2 separate regions of the Homo sapiens genome follow, and region 1 is linked to region 2. Evidence: chromatin loops called from intact Hi-C (ENCODE). Cell type or tissue: ascending aorta. All regions are shown on one strand. Each heading gives the region's core, and the rest is flanking DNA. Links, peaks and the distances in the headings are about the cores only.

Evidence for each region. A loop is a pair of places that touch in the nucleus more often than their neighbours do. Peaks named below come from ENCODE experiments on the same cell type or tissue, not always from the same donor. Only the 100,000 strongest peaks of a DNase experiment are listed, where the experiment ranks them.
Region 1: a loop joins it to region 2, with 2.9 times the contacts of the local background. A loop is called at or near these places in 4 of 110 quality-filtered maps.

Annotation. Positions count from the first base shown.
Region 1 is chr1:14,966,645-14,975,484 of GRCh38, forward strand. All of the region lies in intron 2 of KAZN (kazrin, periplakin interacting protein), which reads left to right. Among named protein-coding and RNA genes, the nearest start is that of TMEM51-AS1, 180 kb to the right of the region's middle. RefSeq lists enhancers at 1,312-2,216, 3,404-4,126. In ascending aorta, for the core only: no CTCF peak of the experiment used is centred there; a DNase peak (open chromatin) is centred at 3,717; H3K4me3 peaks cover 782 bases; H3K27ac peaks cover 2,500 bases.
Region 2 is chr1:15,022,432-15,031,271 of GRCh38, forward strand. The region is part of intron 2 of KAZN (kazrin, periplakin interacting protein); the gene reads left to right. Among named protein-coding and RNA genes, the nearest start is that of TMEM51-AS1, 130 kb to the right of the region's middle. RefSeq lists an enhancer at 1-457. In ascending aorta, for the core only: a CTCF peak has its summit at 5,245 (motif pointing left); DNase peaks (open chromatin) are centred at 5,270 and 5,860; H3K27ac peaks cover 709 bases.

The sequences.
Region 1 (8,840 bases), core at 2,755-5,254, 57 kb before region 2:
TGCACTTTGAAATGGGTATTTTACCCACGTTTTTTTTTCTTTTGAGATAGAGTCTTGCTCTGTCTCACCCAGACTGGAGTACAGTGGCGCCATCTCAGCTCACTGCAACCTCCGTCTCCTGGGTTCAGACGATTCTCCTGTCTCAGCCCTGCGAGTAGCTGGGACTACAGGCATGTGCCACCACACCCAGCTAATTTTGTATTTTTAATAGGACTGGGTTTCACCATGTTGGCCAGGCTGGTCTTGAACCCCTGACCTCAGGTGATCACCCGACTCAGCCTCCCAAAGTGCTGGGATTACAGGCATGAGCCACTGCACCCGGCCCCCGCATATGTATTACTGGCGGAAAATGGCTTGAACAAAGGCTAGAAGACTAGTCTGCACATGGAGGTGGGAAGGGACACCTGATGTTGAGGCTTTGATGCAGGCAGATGATGGGCGATGGTCACGGTGAACTCGAGGGTCACACCAGAAGCTCAGGGACCTTGGAGCTTTTCAGCAGGAGTCACTATGTGAAGTGTGGTGTTTTAGGATGTCCCCATTTTCGTTTCCCTCCCTCTCCCTCCCTTTGCAGCCTGGTCACTGTCCTTCTGGCACATGGTGGTGTGGTTACATCTGTGTGGCTCCTGGATGTGCCTATGGTATCACCTCCCTTCTGTCCCCTCAAGGTCTCTGCATTTGTACTTTACTCTCCCCCAGCCTCCAGATGGTCACTCTTCCGCCTGCTTCAGGTTCAGTCTCCGCATCCTCTAGGCAGCTTTCTGGACCAGCTTCCCTGTCCGATGGGCTCAGGGCCTGTTTTTGGCAGAATAATGATGTCCCCCTCTCCCAAAGATGTCCCCAGCCTAATTCCTGGGACTTGTGAATGAGTTAGGTCACACGGCAAAGGGGAACGAAGCTTGCCAATCGGATATCCCTGGGATGAGTCTCCGGTGGGCCCAGTGGATCACAAGGGCCCTTGAAAGTAGAAGGGGAGGCACAAGAGAGAGTCAGAGGAGATGTGACCGGAGGAGCAGAGGCCAGAGGGATTCAATGTGGGGCCTTGACACACCGTTGCTGGCTTTGAAGACACAGGAAGGGGCTGCAAGCCAAGGAGTGCAGGCGACCTCTAGAAGCTGGGAAAGACAAGGAAACAGGCTTTCCCCAGAGCCTCCAGAAGAAAGGCAGTCCTGCCAACACCAGGGTTTTAGCCCGGTAACACCCATTTTAGACCTTTGACCTCCAGAACTACTATAAGAACATTCATTTGTATTAAATTAATTTGTATTATGTTAGGCCAGCAGTCCCCAACCTTTTAGGCACCAGGGACCGGTTTCATGGAAGACAGTTTTTCCACGGACCAGGTGTCCGGGGTTGGGGGATGGTTTTGGGATGATTCCAGGGCATTACATGCACTACATTTCTTGTGCACTAAATTTCTATTATTATTACATTGTAATATATAGTGAAATAATTATACAATTCACCCTAATGTAGAATCAGTGGGAGACCTGAGCTTGTTTTCCTGCAACTAGATGGTCCCATCTAGGGGTGACGGGAGACAGTGACAGATCATCAGGCATTAGATTCTAATAAGGAGCACGCAACCTGGATCCCTCACATGCGCAGTTCACAAGAGGGTTCGTGCTCCTATGAGAGTCTAATGCCATCGCTGCTGATCAGACAGGAGGTGGAGCTCCGGCGGTAATGTGAGTGATGGGGAGCAGCTGTAAATACAGATGAAACTTCGCTCGCTCGCCCCTCACCTCCTGCTGTGCAGCCTGCTTCCTAAGAGGCCAGGGACCAGTACCAGTCCATGGCCTGGGGCTTGGGGACCCCGTGTGAAGCCACTGCATTGTGTCACTTTGTTACAACAAGAATGGGAAACGAACCAGGCCCTCTCTTTCCCTGGACTTGGCAGCCCTAAACACTGCCCTCTCTCAGGGCTTAGGACACGTGAGGGTCATCTGTTTCCTTTAGAAACGCCTGCAGGGCACAGCAGCCAGCACGGGGCGGGTGGAGTTAGCTAGCACTGACTGAGCATGGAGCAGAAGAAAGGATCCGGAGTTTCCTCTCCTTACTGGAAGGACTAAGGCCTGTGGGAGCCTTTTCCCTGCCACAGAGTGAGTCACCTGCCTTACACTGAAAGAAACACAACTTTATTATTTAATTTGCTCATTCACCAAATGTTCCCTGAAAGCTTCCCTACCCCAAAGCTTGTGCCGATGCCTGTGGTTCAGAGCATTCCAGGCCCTGCTCAGAGTCTAGGGACATGCCTGAAACCTACGACACACTCAGTGTACCTTACTTGAATCCTATTTTTCCAAGTGGCCAACCAGGCCTGTAGATGAGAGTCTATCCCATAGGCATTCCTGCTTCAAGGAGTTCTAGGCTGCAGAGACTGTCTTAAGTCCAGCGGGGTCGGTGGGGCTGGAAGACTAAAGCTCCCAGCAGGTGCAGCCATGCCCTGGCTGCCTTTGCAGATGTCACCAGGCCTGCAGACAGTGGGGTAGTAGGTGGCCTGAGAGGCTGTTGAATAGAACGATGTGTCATCTGTGCTGGGGCGGCCATGCCCACTTGCTTTCTTAGACACACATCCTTGTCACCACAGCACTGTGTGGGTTTGAAAAGCTACTTGATGTTTCCTGTGTCCCTTCCCACATCCGCACTCCATTCTTAGTCTCATTCCCTCCATCAAAGACGTGTTCATCTTCTATGCAGTTCATCACCTGGGGTTGAATGTGTATGTTCCTCTTTAGTAAATTCATACGCTTGAAGCTACTGCTGTTTCTTTAGCCTGGTGGCTCTCGGGGCTGCTGCAGGGGGCCCACCCTGAGCCAGCCCCTCGGTCCCACAGCCCTGACGTAGAAGACTCTTTGCTGGTAAATCTCGGAACTCACTGGAAGCTTCCACAAAGTTTAACTCTACAGACAGAATGTCTTCCTTACATACTACCGGCTGCTTTTAAATATTGTTAACAGATCCCCCTTAAAGGCTTCTTAGACTCCACATTTTGATCCAGTTGATAATAATTGATGGTCAGGTGGAAGAATTGCCCAGGCTCTGTTGTTGTTCTGTTATAGTTGCCACTGGACCTGCTTTCAGCACCCTCACCCTGGCTGCTTCAGAGGGCAGCTGGATTCCTAAAAAGAACCCATGCCCTAATGCACAAGTACTTTTTATTTTATTTTATATTATTTTTCGTGGGGGGACAGAGTCTTACTCTGTCGCCCAGGCTGGAGTGCAGTGGCATGATCTTGGCTCACTGCAACCTCTACCTCCTGGGTTCAAGCGATTCTCCTGCCTCAGCCTCCTGAGTAGCTGGGATTACAGGCGCCCGCCACCACGCCCAGCTGATTTTTGCATTTTTAGTAGAGCTGGGGTTTCACCGTGTTGGCCAGGCTGGTCTTGAACTCCTGACTTCAAGTGATTCACCTGCCTCGGCCTCCCAAAGTGCTGGGATTATAGGCATGAGCCATGGTGCCTGGCCCACAAGCACTTTTTAAAAATAATTAATAATCATCATCATTTAATTTGAGAGTAGTTTGAGGTTTACAGAAAAGTTTCTAAGATAGTACGGAGCGTTGCTGTATACCCAGTTTCCCCGTTAAGATCCTTCAATTACCTTGCACAAGAGCCTTAAAACCATCTCTTGTGTCGTGCTTGCTGATATCTCATTGGCCAAAGCAAGTCACCTGACCAAGCCCTGTATCACGTGGGCGGGGCTCTGCAAGGCCAGGCTCCTTGGCAACCCCGTGACTCACAGTCCAACACAGAGATCCTTTTAAATAGAATTGTTTCCAGAACCTGCCCTGAAGTCTGGGGTTCTGGTGACTGACAGTCTACACATTTGCAACAAACTTTGTCCCCTTTGCTTTTTATGCAGTAATTTTTTTTGCACCCGAGGAACTGATGTTCTCGTCCTCATCTGGGGTTTTTAGCACTGAGTCCTTGACCCTCTGTGAGTTGCACAGGCAGCCAGGACGGCGCCTTCCCCCAGGCGTCCCTGTCCCCCACACAGCCTCCCTAACATGTGCCCTTTCCGGCGTCTGCTTCAACACTTGGATCAGCTTCTTAGTAGATTCCGTGATGTCTTAAGGTTCTAATTATGGAAGTCTTCCATTTATCCTGAGAACAACGGAAAGGCTGGTCTGTTTGCAAATGCACAGACACCCTCTAGCACTCACCCACGCCCATCTGATACTTGTTTTGGAAACATTTACCAGAGCTCAACTCTTCTGTGTTCTGGGGAGGGGAGATTAAGCCCATTTTGTAGTTGGGAAGACTGAGGTGTGAACACACACTGCATCACTTTGGAGTGATAATCATTTCGGCTAGCATGTATTTAGCACTTGGAATTTGCCAGGCACTCTCTTCATTCCTTTGCCTGCGTGAGTCATCAGTCCTCCCAACAACCCATGTTCGATGGGTAGTGTTAGCCTCAGTTTCCCCATCTATAAAATGGGGATGAGAGAGGTTAAGAAATTCTTCTGGCCGGATGCAATGGCTCATGCTTTTGTAATACCATCACTTTGAGAGGCCAAGGCGGGCGAATCATGAGGTCAGGAGTTTGAGACCAGCCTGACCAACATGGTGAAACACTGTCCTTACTAAAAATACGAAAATTAGCCAGGCATGGTGGCGCGTGCCTGTAATCCCAGCTACTCAGGAGGCTGAGGCAGGAGAATTGCTTGAATCCGGGAGGCAGAGGTTGCGGTGGGCTGAGATTGCGCCGCGGCACGCCAGCCTGGGCGACAGAGCGAGACTGTCTCAAACAAAAAAAGAAAAGAAAAAGAAAATCTTCTACGGCCTTCTAGCTAGTAGGTTTTGGAGCCAAAGCTTGATCCCTAATGAGTCTGTTTTCCAAACTGATTTTCTTCATAGATATTTGGCAGGTACTTCTTTGATTCTGAGGTTCTCAGGGGTGATCACAGCAGAAAAGAGGAAAAGAGTGAAATAGGGAAGAGAGGAGAAAGAGGAGAGGATCTGGAAGTGGGTGTCTTTCAGAGGCCCCCTTCCCTGGAGGCACCAGGAGTTGTTTTTTTTTTTTTCTTTTTCTTTTTTTTTTTTTTTTTTGAGACGGACTCTCGCTCTGTTGCCCAGGCTGGAATGCAGTGGCGCGATCTCTGCTCACTGCAAGCTCCGCCTCCCGGGTTCACACCATTCGGCACCAGGAGTTTTAATGCATTCTCCGTCTTCGCTCTGAAAATGGTCCCCGGGAAGAAAGGCTGCAAGGTTGCTCTCTTGGCCACACCAGACAGAAGTTTTTCTTCCCACCTCCTCCCAGTCTCGTCCTCCTTCCCCTGCAGGGCATTGAGCATGCTCCAGCCCCCGGAAATGCCAGTGGTCTCGGCTGCAGCAGAGGCTGTCTTTACGGTAGGGGCAGAGGCTGCACACGCTGATCCTCAGCTTTTAATTAATCCACCCCTCCCTGGCCCCTTCCCAGGAAAGGTCAGAGATGGATTCTGCAGAATGAGGACAGGACTCGGTGTGCGTCAAGCCAGGCTCTCCAAATGCCTTTCAGAAGACCTTGCCCAAGACCCCATTAAATTTTGCTTGGAGCATGGCCTCCATCACTGTGCAGGTCTTCATGCCTACCTGGCCATGACAGGGTCAGGACATGACCTTGAAAGTGTGGCAAGAAAACGAAAGCCACGCTGGCCTCCATCCCAGGAGAAGACCTTTGGTGTGAGCAGGGGAGGGTCATCTTCAGAGTTGGCCTCAGAGGCAGTGCAGGGCACTCTTGCTCTGCGGTGCCTGAGCTTGGCTCAGTTGAGCACAGGTCCAAGGCGGCTGTGGACACAGGATCAAGTCTGACACAGGCCTTGACCCTGATTCACCTCACCCCTGCTTGGCTCCCAGGGGAATGCGCTGCTGACCTCAGACTGGGAACTTTTTTTTTTTTTTTTGAGTTGGAGTCTCACTCTTGTCGCCTAGGCTAGAGTGCAATGGCACAATCTCAGCTCACTGCAACCCTGCCTCCCGAGTTCCGGCGATTCTCCTACCTCAGCCTCCTGAGTAGCTGGGATTACAGGCACCTGCCACCACGCCCGGCTAATTTTTGTATTTTTAGTAGAGACGGGGTTTCACCATGTTGGCCAGGCTGGTCTCGAACTCCTGACCTCAAGTGATTCGCCCACTGTGGCCTCCCAAAGTGCTGGGATTACAGGCGGGAGCCGCTGTGCCTGGCCGTGAGCTCTTTTTGTAGAGTAGCCCCTGCTCGTGGTCAGTCAGCAAAGGAGGTAGCAGGGCTTTGGGGTATTGAATGCAACACAGGAGAGGGGGTGTGGGGAACAGGGACTGCAGTTTCACTCAGATTTAGCAAAACGTATCGAGCACCTCCGAGAGCCGGCCCTATCCTGAGCATGCCATATGCCTTCTCTTCACATTATCCCCAGAACAACCCCATGACATAGATGGGGTCACCCTGCCTTTACAGTTGGGGAAACTGAGGCTCCAAGATCGTACAGCATGCGAGTCTCAGCATTTGGATTTGAAGCTCTGTGTCTGACACAGATCCATCAATGCTGCACCGGTGCTAGTTTTCCATCAATAGACATCGTTTTAATGTTACTAAAATATTACTAGAATCCCACTCATTCATTCAGCAGATACTTGTTGAAGTCCTACTGTTTGCCAGACATTATTCTGGGCACTTGGGGTTTATCTGTGAGCATGTTAGGAATAACGCTCAAAATCCTAAGGAAACTGAACACTCAAACAAAGGATTCTTAGCAAAGCAATTGTACTTCTGCGCAGAGGGGTACCTCCTTGGCCAGTTGCCATGAGAGCACACCTGAACAAAGGGGCACGAGAGCCTTTATTCCTGATGCAAGTCCTGCCCCTGTACCCTTTCCCCACTGGCCGGGGTCATACAATCTAAACTAATCCCAGTTGACTGAACATTTGATTTTTTTTTAGATAGGGTGGGCATGTAAAAGAAAGTGGAGAGGAAGGGGAAGGGGTGTCTGTAATGAGCTAGAAAGTTAGTCCTCTTTCCAAATAAGGAAAGGAATGTGAGCTGGTACTGATAACGCTTGGTACTGTGGCATGCCTGGGCATTTAACAAAGGCAAGGAGGAAAAAAGGAGAAGAAAAGGGGGGTGGTACAATGAATTAAAGAATAAAAGATTGATCAGATTATTTGAAGAGAAACCTCATCATATCCCACAGCAGAATTGACAAAGATCCATTTCTTGTGGAGATTACATTCTAGAAGGGTGCACCGGTTACTACTGCTGTGTAACACACTGCCTGTAAATCTTAGTGGCATAAAGCAACCACCGTTTTTCTTACATCTCATGATCTTGTGAATCAGGGATTTGGCAGGGCTCAGCTAGGCGATTCTTAGGTTCTCTGTGGTGTCAGTAGGGGTACTTCCATGCTATTCCTCTGGACGACCCAAGATGGCTTCACTCACATATCTGGTGCCATGGCAGGATGGCTGGGCTAAGCTGGGTCCGGCAACCACATGCCCATTTGCAGCCCCTTCAGCATAGTAGTCAGACTTTGTACATGGATGCTAAGGGCTCCCACAGAGAGGGCTCCAGGAAACCAAGTGCAAGCTGCCAGGCTTCTTATGACCTAGTCCTAGGAGTCACTTAGCATCACTTCTGCCACATTCTGTTGGTGACAGGCCAGCCAGACCCCACACTATAAAAGGCATGTGGCATGGGAGATGCATTTGTGTCCAGCTTTGCAAAAATACCATCTGCCATGGAGGGAAGGGAAAAGGCAAACAAACAATATAGCAAAAAGTAAATGTATGCTGTTTTAGGGGATTGTAGGTACTATATGGAAATGAAGATTTTAAAGTAGGGTAAGATCAGACCCAGCTGCTCCACTCCTGAGTGTTTACTCACCTAGGAAATACACATCCATACAAAGACTTGTACATACGTGGTTTTAGCAGCTTATTTTTAATAGCCAAAAACTGGAATCGGCCCAAAGGCTCATCAACAGATAAAAAAATAAACAAACTGGTAATATTGTACAATGGAATCCTACTCAGTAATAAAGCAACAAACTGGGTACATATAACAACATGGAGAGATCTCAATTCTACTGAGTGACAGAGTCCAGGGGAAAAATGTATATAGGATATGATTCCATTTAAGGAGACTAGAAAATGCATGCTAATCTACAGGGACAGAAAGCTCCTGTAGGAACGTGGGCTTATTGCAGAGGGTAGGCAGAAACTGGGTGATGGGTATTTTCACTGTCTTGATTGTGGTGATAGTTTTGCAGGTGTGTACATATATCAGAGAATGTCAAATGGCACATGTTAAATATGTACAGTTCATTGTATTTTATTTAAAACCAATAAAGCTGTTTTTAGAAGGAAGTAAGGTGGATTTGGAGTCCTGCGGATAGAGCATTGTAGGGCAAGGAGCATTTTAGAACCCTGTAAGTCACATCAGTGGGGTGGCCTCTGGCTTTGCCTTCTTTCCCTGTGTGCTGGCCTCAGCAGGTCACAGAGGGGACCCGGCCCCAGATGGGCAGAGTCCTCGAAGACAGGCAGACTGTGCCAGCCAGCTCCTGGGTGAGGGAAAGAGCAGAGAGTCTGCAGAGCTCCAATACCCAGGGCTCCTGGGCTCGCATTCCAGGAACAGGCAGAGACCAGCAAGGTCCAAAGCTGGATGTGCTGTGGCTTGAGCTCCCGCCCAACTTTTTAAATAGGTCTGACCACCTGGCCCAGCTAGAGGCTGAGACATAAGCTCCTGATAGCCAGGCAGGCTGGACAGGCCTTCATGCCTGGAGCCTGATGTTGGAGCAGAAGGAGAGGCATTTTTCTTGGCACCCAGCTAAAAATTCAGACCAGCTTAGAGAGGAACGTTCTAATTTCAGCTTAGGGCCTGGTGC
Region 2 (8,840 bases), core at 3,784-6,283:
TTGACCGTGAGGCAAAAGGCACTTACCCAAGGTCACAACAAGCAAATGGTAGGGCCAGGCTGAGAGTCCAGGCCTCTGTCTGTAGAGCCTGGTCCCTCAGCCATGGATGGGCCCAAGTCTCTCCTGCTCCCTCTTCCGTGGACACTCACTCAGGTCAGCAGTCAGCACCCAGCCGAGCCCACAGACATGGCTGGACTTGTGATCAGTTGCCAATGTGGAAACATTGGGAGACATTTAAGGCATGGGAAGTAGCCATCACCTGGAGTTGGGAATTTTCTCAAAACTTTGGGAGGCCTGGCATGACTGGGCCACATTCGGTCAGTCACCCCCTCTAGGTGGGGTTGGTGTTCTAGGTCCCCGCTCATGCACCTGTCTGACTCATGATCCCTGGTAGGCTCTGTGCACAGCTGCGGGTTCTACCTGGATGGTCCTGGGTCCCTCAGCTGGAGAACCAGGGAAGGGGCAGATTAGGATATTTGGAAATGGTGAGCACTGAGCCTCTGACAGCCTGCTTAAGCCCCCAGGTTACCTGTTAACCCTTTCCTTTACCTGCCAGGGGCTGTGCCGAATGCCAGCTCCTAGAAATAGCTGAGGCCCAGGCCCTGCCTTCAGGTGGCCTCTAGGCTAGTCTTAGGGGTGGGTAGGTCCTGAGCTGGGGGTCTGGTTTCCAGGCTGCTAGTGCGGATTCCTGTAGGGCCGGGTAGTGGATGGGCAAGGCCATGATCACGCTTAGCATGAGCTGTGGGCTTAGAAATCCAGGAACAAGCTGCATTGAATTCTCAGCAGGTTATGGGGTAGGGGAGTCTTCAGGGGAAAGGAGGAGGTGCTTGCTTCAGTGAACATTTCCCACGATAAACACAGAATACACAGTGTTAAGTTGGTGGCCAGTTCAAAGGAAAACAAAGAACAGGGAAGGGTGTCCAGGGAAGAGGTTGCCGAGAAAGGCATGTTTGAATAAAGAGGAGATGGGAGGAAGTGAGACACGTGGGTAGGAGGGGGAAGGAAGGAGGGCCTTCCAGGCAGAGGGAACAGCTCATGCAGAGGTCCCGAGGAAGGAGGCCAGTGCATGGACAGCCAGGAGGCCAGGGCAGCTTCCCCGGAATGTGAGCTGGGGGAGGATGGGTACAGGACCTGGAGACAGATCTTGGGGGGGTCCTTGTAGACCATTGGAAGGACTTTGCGCTCCCCCTTGATGGGGACAGGAGTTGTGGGAGAGAAGCAGAGAAGTGACATGGTCTGAGCTGCCTTTTAAGGGGACAGCTCCATGGCAGGATTGATATCTACTGAAGGGTTGGAAAACCAGTTAGGAGACTACCGTGTGACCCAGATATGGGGGTGGGGGTGGGGACACAGCCCGGGTGGGTGAGCAGGGTAGTGACTGAGGAGTGGTAAAAAGGGCCCAGGTCCTGGTGCCATGTTGAAGGCAGAGCTGGCGTGGTCGGCTGATTAATTGGGGGTGGAGTATGAGAAAAGTTTGGGGGGGTGGTCAAGGAAGATTCCAGAGTTTAAGGCCAGAGCAACAGGAAGGCTAAGGCCACTGTGAACTGAGTTTGAGGGCACTGAGAAGAGCAGATTCTTGGGGACTGGTCAGGGACTATCTTGGATGTGTTAGGTTTGAGTTGCTTTTAGAGGTTCAAGCAGAGGTGTGGATGCTCTGGGCTCTGGGTCTGGAGTTCAGGGATGAGGTCCAGGCTGAAGCCTGTGGTTGGACTGAAGCCACCAATGCCCAGAGGTCAGAAGGGAACAGAGTCCAAAACGGAGCAGGCAGAAATGAGAGGAAACCAGGAACACGGGCCCTGGAGGTCAAGCGAAGACTTGTCATCACCTGCATCGCCTGCTGGAGGCAGAGCTCATCAGATGGAGAATGTGGATTCACACTCAGAGGTCGTTGGCGACCGGCATGGAAAAGCCAGAGCCGGTCCCAGAGAGGATGGTGGGAAGGAAATGGAGACGGTGATACGGTCAACCCTTTTGAACATTTTTGTTCCAAAAGGAAGAAGAGAAATGGAATGAGAGCTGGAGAGGGACATGGGATCAAATGAAGGTTTTCTGTGAAAGATGTGAGAGAGAATTGCATGTTCCAATGATGCTGAGAAAAATTCAATAGAGGGCACATGCCAAGTGCAAAGAACTCAGATGGTCCGAGGAGCCTCTTGTAGAAAAGGGGAGGCCTCAGTTTCCAGCGGAGGGAAGGCACAGCAGCAGCCAGGCTAATAGCGGGAGAGCCTGGTAGGGGAAGTGACCCTCACACTCCTGGACCTGGGGTCTCACCTCTGTGGGAAGCACAATGTCTGGGGTCTTTCCCCAGCCCTGGGCACCTTAAAATTTGAGCACTCTGGATTAGCAGAAACTTTGGTCCACTTGAGTCTTCTCATTCCTGGCTGGGATGTGGACACAGTTCACCAAGCCCAAGGCAGCTTAATAAGAACTTCAGCCATGCCGTGGCCAGCTCCGAGATCACCAGGACTGATGCTCAGGGTTCTGTCAGGAGGCACAGGGAAATCAGCATGGCCTGTCCCTCCCAGGGAGGGCAAGAGGGGACAGGCAAAGAAAAACAAGATGTCCTCTGCCCTCATGGCACAGGATCCTGCTGTCCCTGGGGCTGTCCACCTAATTCAGTCATTCATTTGAAAGTCACTATTTCCTGAGCACTTACTATGTGCCAGGCACTGCTGTCGTTGTGGAGGATACAGCAGTGAACAGGACAGACCAGGTCCCTGCCCTCCAGGAACTTAATATCACAGGTTGGGAGTGGACATGAAAATAAGTAAACTCATTAATCCTTCACTTACCTTTGGCCCAGGTGAGGGAAATAAAGTCTGCTCTTTCACCCTTAAGCATGCTGTTTGGAGTTTTTTTGCCACCATCTCACTGGTGTGAATAGACTCATTTTCTACCAGTTGAGAAAATTGGTTCTCACTTTTTTGGTTAAGTAGAATTGCCCTTGGTTCCATGGAGTATGCTGGTAATTGGCACAGCGCTGACCAGAATAGTTCTCAAACATGCCAGCCCTGATCAGGCACTACTGGCATCTGCCTCCCTGTCAGGGGCAGAGCTGGCAAACCTGCCCTGTTTCCCTCCCGTGCCATGGCAGACATCCCTAATCAACCCAGCTTCCTAGGGAGCCTAGTTGATTAGTCGTGTCTTCCCTGGCGTGTTACTGGAAAATAAGAAGCTATTCCAGATATTTGCCTTTCCTGCCCCAGGCAGGAGGTTGGAAGGGTCATGCTGACTAACTTTCCAGGGTGCACTTGGAGAGAGAGTCTATGGGTCATCTGGAAAGATCATGGGCCTGAGCGACAAAGTTCTGGGATCAAGTTCCAGGTCAGCCACTTGTTGGCTGCGCGAGCCGGTCAACCCACTTCACCTCGTGGTGAGAAGATAAAGGAAATTAACATTGTGGGGAGCAGACTGGGCGCAGTGGCTCAGGCCTGTAATCCCAGCACTTTGGGAGGCCAAGGCGGGCGGATCACTTGAGGTCAGGAGTTCAAGACCTGAGCACCACCTGATGTGACGAGAACCTGATTAACCTTTATAAAGCAGGTTAAACTTTAACCTCTTCCGAACTCACCTTACTCATCTTTGAAACGGAAAAAAAAACAAATAAACTGCTGTCCGCCCATCCCAGGACCATAAATTTGTGGCCTTGAACTTGCTGCCCTCGACTGGCCCTTTCCTTCTCCCTGACCTGGGTCTCTTCCCCGGGGCTCTTTACTTGGAAACCTGCCTATTGCTCAAGTCAGCCTGTATTTTCTGGGGCCTCCTAGAGCCTGAGCTCAGGCCTGGGAGCCACGGGGAGCTGGAAGATAGGAAGAGAGGTTAACACTGAGCACCTGCTGTATGCAGCTGAGCTCTGTCCTGGGTCCTGTCACATAGAGCCTTGCCAGGTGGAGACGATCATGCACAGCTTAACAGCTGGGGATAGGGAAGCTCAGAGAAGTTGCATGTGGGGTCTCAGGCCCCGCAGCTGCTAAGGAGCAAGTGACAAAGGTGAGGTCTGTTGGGATTTCAGAAGCTAAAAGGAAGCTCACAGACTCCAACACCCTCATTATGCTGGGGGAAAACCGAGGCTTAGAGCGGGGGAAAAAAGCAGCACCAGAACCTGGGACCCCCACCCCCAACTCTGAAGCTGTGTCTTTCTGAGGTTCTCGTCTCCCAAAATGCTCAAGGTCAGCACCCCACAGTCACTCAAGACCAGATAGCTTGTCCCTATGGCAGAAATGATTCAGCCCTCTGGATCCATGGGTTCCACATCGATGAATTCAACCAACCAAGGATCGAAAATAATTTGGAAAAAAAAAAAATGGATAGTTGTGCCTGTACTGAATATGCACAAGACATATTTCTTATCATTTTTCTCTAAACAATGCAGTGTAACAACTACTTACATAGCATCTACATTGTATAAAGTATTATAGGTAATTTAGAGATGATTTACAGTACACGGGAGGACGTGTGTAGATAATTTGCAAATACTATGTTTCATCGGGGACTTGAGCATCGGTGGATTTTGGTATTTGGGGGAGCTCCTGGAACCAATGCCACACAATACCAAGGTTGACTGTACTGTCAGCTGCCGTCTACAGATGAGGAAACTGAGGCTTAATCAAACTTAGGCAGATTCCCAAGCCAGTGCTTCTTTTTTTTTTTTTTTTTTTTTTTTTTTTTGAGACAGAGTCTCGCTCTGTCGCCCAGGCTGGAGTGCAGTGGCGCGATCTCGGCTCACTGCAAGCTCCGCCTCCCGGGTTCACGCCATTCTCCTGCCTCAGCCTCCCCAGTAGCTGGGACTACAGGCGCCCGCACCACTCCCGGCTAATTTTTTGTAATTTTAGTAGAGACGGGGTTTCACCATGTTAGCCAGGATGGTCTGGTTCTCCTTACCTCGTTATCTGCCCGCCTCGGCCTCCCAAAATGCTGGGATGACAGGCGTGAGCCACCGCTCCCGGCCCCAAGCCAGTGCTTCTAACTCAGCTGCCTTGGCCTAAGAGTTGGGAGACCTCAGCTGACTCTCTGTGCATTGGGCATTCTTGCCTCGTCTCTGGGCCTCAGTTTCCCCATCTGTAAAGGGAAGCTGAGCTAGAAGAACTCCGAGAGCCTCACATTCTGATGGGTGTTTATTAGAAGTTCAAGTTTGCCAGATTGGTTTGCCAGGCTTTCTGGCCCTTACCTGCCCACCCCTCATTTCGCAGAATGTAGTTCCTGAAGGTTCCATGGGTCAGGAACATTGCATGGAAAAGAAAGGGGGGCCCCCTGCTGGCAGCAGCTGGGATCGTCTGACGTGGACCGATTCCTCCCTCCTCACCTCTGAGCGCATGTTTGTCCAGGGTACACCCAGGCTGGAAATTTTTACAAGAGCTCCTGACCTTGCGACATCCAGGATTGGGCCCACAGTGGTTGTTTGTTTGTTTGTTTGTTTGAGACGGAGTCTCGCTCCGTCCTGTCCCACATCTGGGTTAGGGGCTGTGGCATCCGAAGCCAGAGAAGGAAGAAAGGTCTGTGGTGGGAGCTTGAGGACAAACTGAATGTCACCTCATTGTGTACCCGACAGAGCCCAGAGGCTCCTTTGTGTCGTTTTTAGTTTGTCTCCACTGGGCATTCATTCCTAAAGATTCAGCTTTTGTGTTGTCTCGGTCTTTCGCCTGGGAGGGCCCAGCTCAGAGACGTGCCATCATCGTGGGGCCACAGCTGGGCCCCTGGTTACACCCTGGTCTCAGGCATGCATGTGGCCACCTCTGAGTTGGAAAAATAAGTGCCTCCCACACACCCTCCCTCCCACCTCCAGAGTCCCCACATTCCCAGGAGCGGGCTGGTCTCATTCCATGATCCTGCAGGGCCTGCTGGGCGTGACATCACCAGTCACCATGGCAGTGGTTCCAGTGGCTTGGCTGCTGGAATAGGACCCGCGTGGGTGAGGCCAGATGATTGGGAAGTCATGCAGAGCGCTGGGGAGCTAGGAGCTGAGTCAGGAGGCCAGTCCCAGAGAAACACAGCCATGCCTTGCAGGCTGGCAGCTCATCTTGCATTAGGAGCATTTAGGGAACAGGTTTTGAAGGAGAGAAAAAAGCAGAGCTATGAGGAAGAAAGGAAGAGTTCCATTGCATCATTTTCATAGCTGTGTGTAGATTTTAAATTATTTCTTGGGGGCCCATCGCACCAGCCTCCTTGTTTGTGTAGAGTTGCAGCACCTGCCATGTGCAAACTGGATGTCGCCTCCTTGTGTACACGACAGAACTTGTGGCACCTTTGTGTTATTTGTAGTTGTTCTTCACCTGGCATTCATTCCTAAAGATTCAGTTTTTGTGTTGTCTTGGTCATTAGCCTGGCAGAGTCCAGCCCAGAGGTGGGCAGAGCGAGGAGCGCCCGTGGAAAAGAACCATGAAGTGAAGCCTCATGGGAGAGGGTAGCAGCATGACTCACAGCCTGCCCTGGTGTGTCTGTTAGGAATGTGCTGGGCTGCATGTAACAATAAACCCCCAAAATATTGGGGTTTGTTATTCTCCTGCTGTAAGGCATCCCCGGCTGGGTGGTACCATCGGGGACCCTGGCCTCTTCTGTTTTTCTTTCTCCTCCCCATTCTTAGCTCATATCTTCCATCCTTGTGCTCAAAAAAGGGCTTATAAAGAAAACTAGATTTCCCAGTGGGCATCTGTGTGCATCTTAATGGCCAGAACTGTGACACCTGCCGCTTGTAGCTGCAAGGGAGCTTGGGAAATTGAACATTTTAGGTGGACACATTCCCCACCAAACAGAATTGGAGCATCATGGTGAGGAGGAGGGTGGATGGTGCCAGTGCCAGCCATAGGTGTGAGTTTGTCTCCTCTATGAGAGCGTCAGCCTCCCACAAGGCAGGAACCACGTCTGGCTCACTCCTGTCCTCACAGCAGCAAGCCTGGCGTACAGTAGGTGCTTAATTGAACTATTTGGGGAGAGCCGCAGGTCCCCTCTTAGGCAGAAGCGAATAATCTAAAGGCACAGGCTCAGCTCTTGCTCTCAGAGAGCCCCAGGTTAGATGCAGGAGGCATAGCCTGCACCCCACCATGGAGGCAGCCCACACGTTGCACACGCAAAGCCAGGCACACGTACACACACCCCTTGGACTGCCGGATAAATGATAACAAGGATGGAGCAGCAGGGAGACCCACAGAAGCCACAAGAGGCTGCACTGCACCCCCACAAAGGCCATTTGTGAGAGGAAAGGCCTGGGAATGCCATGTTGAGGTGCTGGGGGGGTTCCCCTCCCAAGGTCTCCAACTGCCAAGAGCAGAGTCTGGAGTTTGGTTCTCATGGAGATGTGGGTAATGTAGGAGGCAATTCAGAGCCTAGGCGGGCAGGGGTCATTCATTTCCAACCAGAAAGCAGAGGCATGATTTCCCTGCCAACCAGAGGGCAGCGGTGTAAATCCCCCAGGGAGCCCATGCGACCTGCTGAGTAGCAGCTTCTTTCCACCGGAGCAGGAGGGCCCAGTGAGGCTCCAGGAAGCCACAGTGATAGCATGGCTGGGGTCAGCGCCCCTGCCCTCCAGGAGCCACTCCCCAAGCTCAGCAGTGCTCTCCTGCTACTCTCCAGCCCGCCAGCATGAAACCAGCCTGAAACTGAGTCAGGTACCCATTCCACCCCAGCTGTGCCATTAACCAGCTGTGTGGTCTTCGTTTCCCCCTCTGTGAGATGGGATGATAAAAATACTCACCCATGCACCTGCCTCTCCTAGGAGGGCGGCCAGGATCCCATGCGCATGTGCAAATGGAAATTTCCCATTCATCAGCGACAGCGGGGCCCCGGCTCTTCCTTAAGGAGCCTTCTGACCGGGATGCATCTTTATTTTTATTTTGATTTTTATGTATTACTTTATTTTTTGAGACAGAGTCTCACTCTGTCTCCCAGGTGGGAGTACAGTGGTGCAATCTCGGCTCGCTGCAACCTCTGCCTCCAGGGTTCAAGCGATTCTTGTGCCTCAGCCTCTGGAGTAGCTGAGACTACAGGCACACGCCACCACGCCCGGCTAATTTTTGTATTTTTAGTAGAGACGGGGTTTCACATGTTGGCCAGGCTGGTCTCGAACTCCTGACCTCGAGTGCTCCGCTCGCCTCTCAAAGTGCTGGGATTACAGGCCTGAGCCACCGCGCCTGGTCATACATCTTTAGATGTTGGGTCATCTTAATATGAGGTTCACCAGCAATGTGGTCGCATCATGTTAGGGGGCAGGGCACAAAACTAGCCTAGCTGTGCCGGGGCCTCCCACCCACTGCCTGAGGCCTGCAGGGCCCACCCGCTGCCTGGCAGGAGTGAAGCAGAAGAGTCCTCTTTCCATGGACTCTACCATCCCAGCCCTTTAAGGTTCCAGCCCAGCAGGCCTGGAATTCCGGCCCTGGTGACCTAAGCTGCTGCTCAGCCAAGCCAGGCAGGAGAGGACAGATCCAGCTGTGGGAGCCAGGAAGCTCAAAGCTGGAATTTAAACAGCTGCCTGAGACCTGGGGTCCCCACTGCGTGGGCCTCCTCCCCGTGGTGACATGGCCCAGCTGGCCTGCCTTCCACCTGGGGAGCTTATGTTGGACACTGGGCCAGGAGCTCAGATCCCTCAGTCCTTAGGCCATACCTGGTGTCTCCAGCTCTCTCATGTACACAGGCTGAGTCTGCAGGATTGGACGTTCAGGACAAGATGGGATGGCACAGTCATTGCCATCCCATATTCTGCCCTCAGCTAGCCTTGGGGCTGGGGACCCTCCAGGTTTAGGGAGCTTCAATGTGGAGGCAGCAGAACATAGGGTCGGGTGTCGACTTTGGGGTCAGACATGGCTGCGTGATTTTAAACAAATGACCACTCTGGCCTTGTCAGGCTGGAA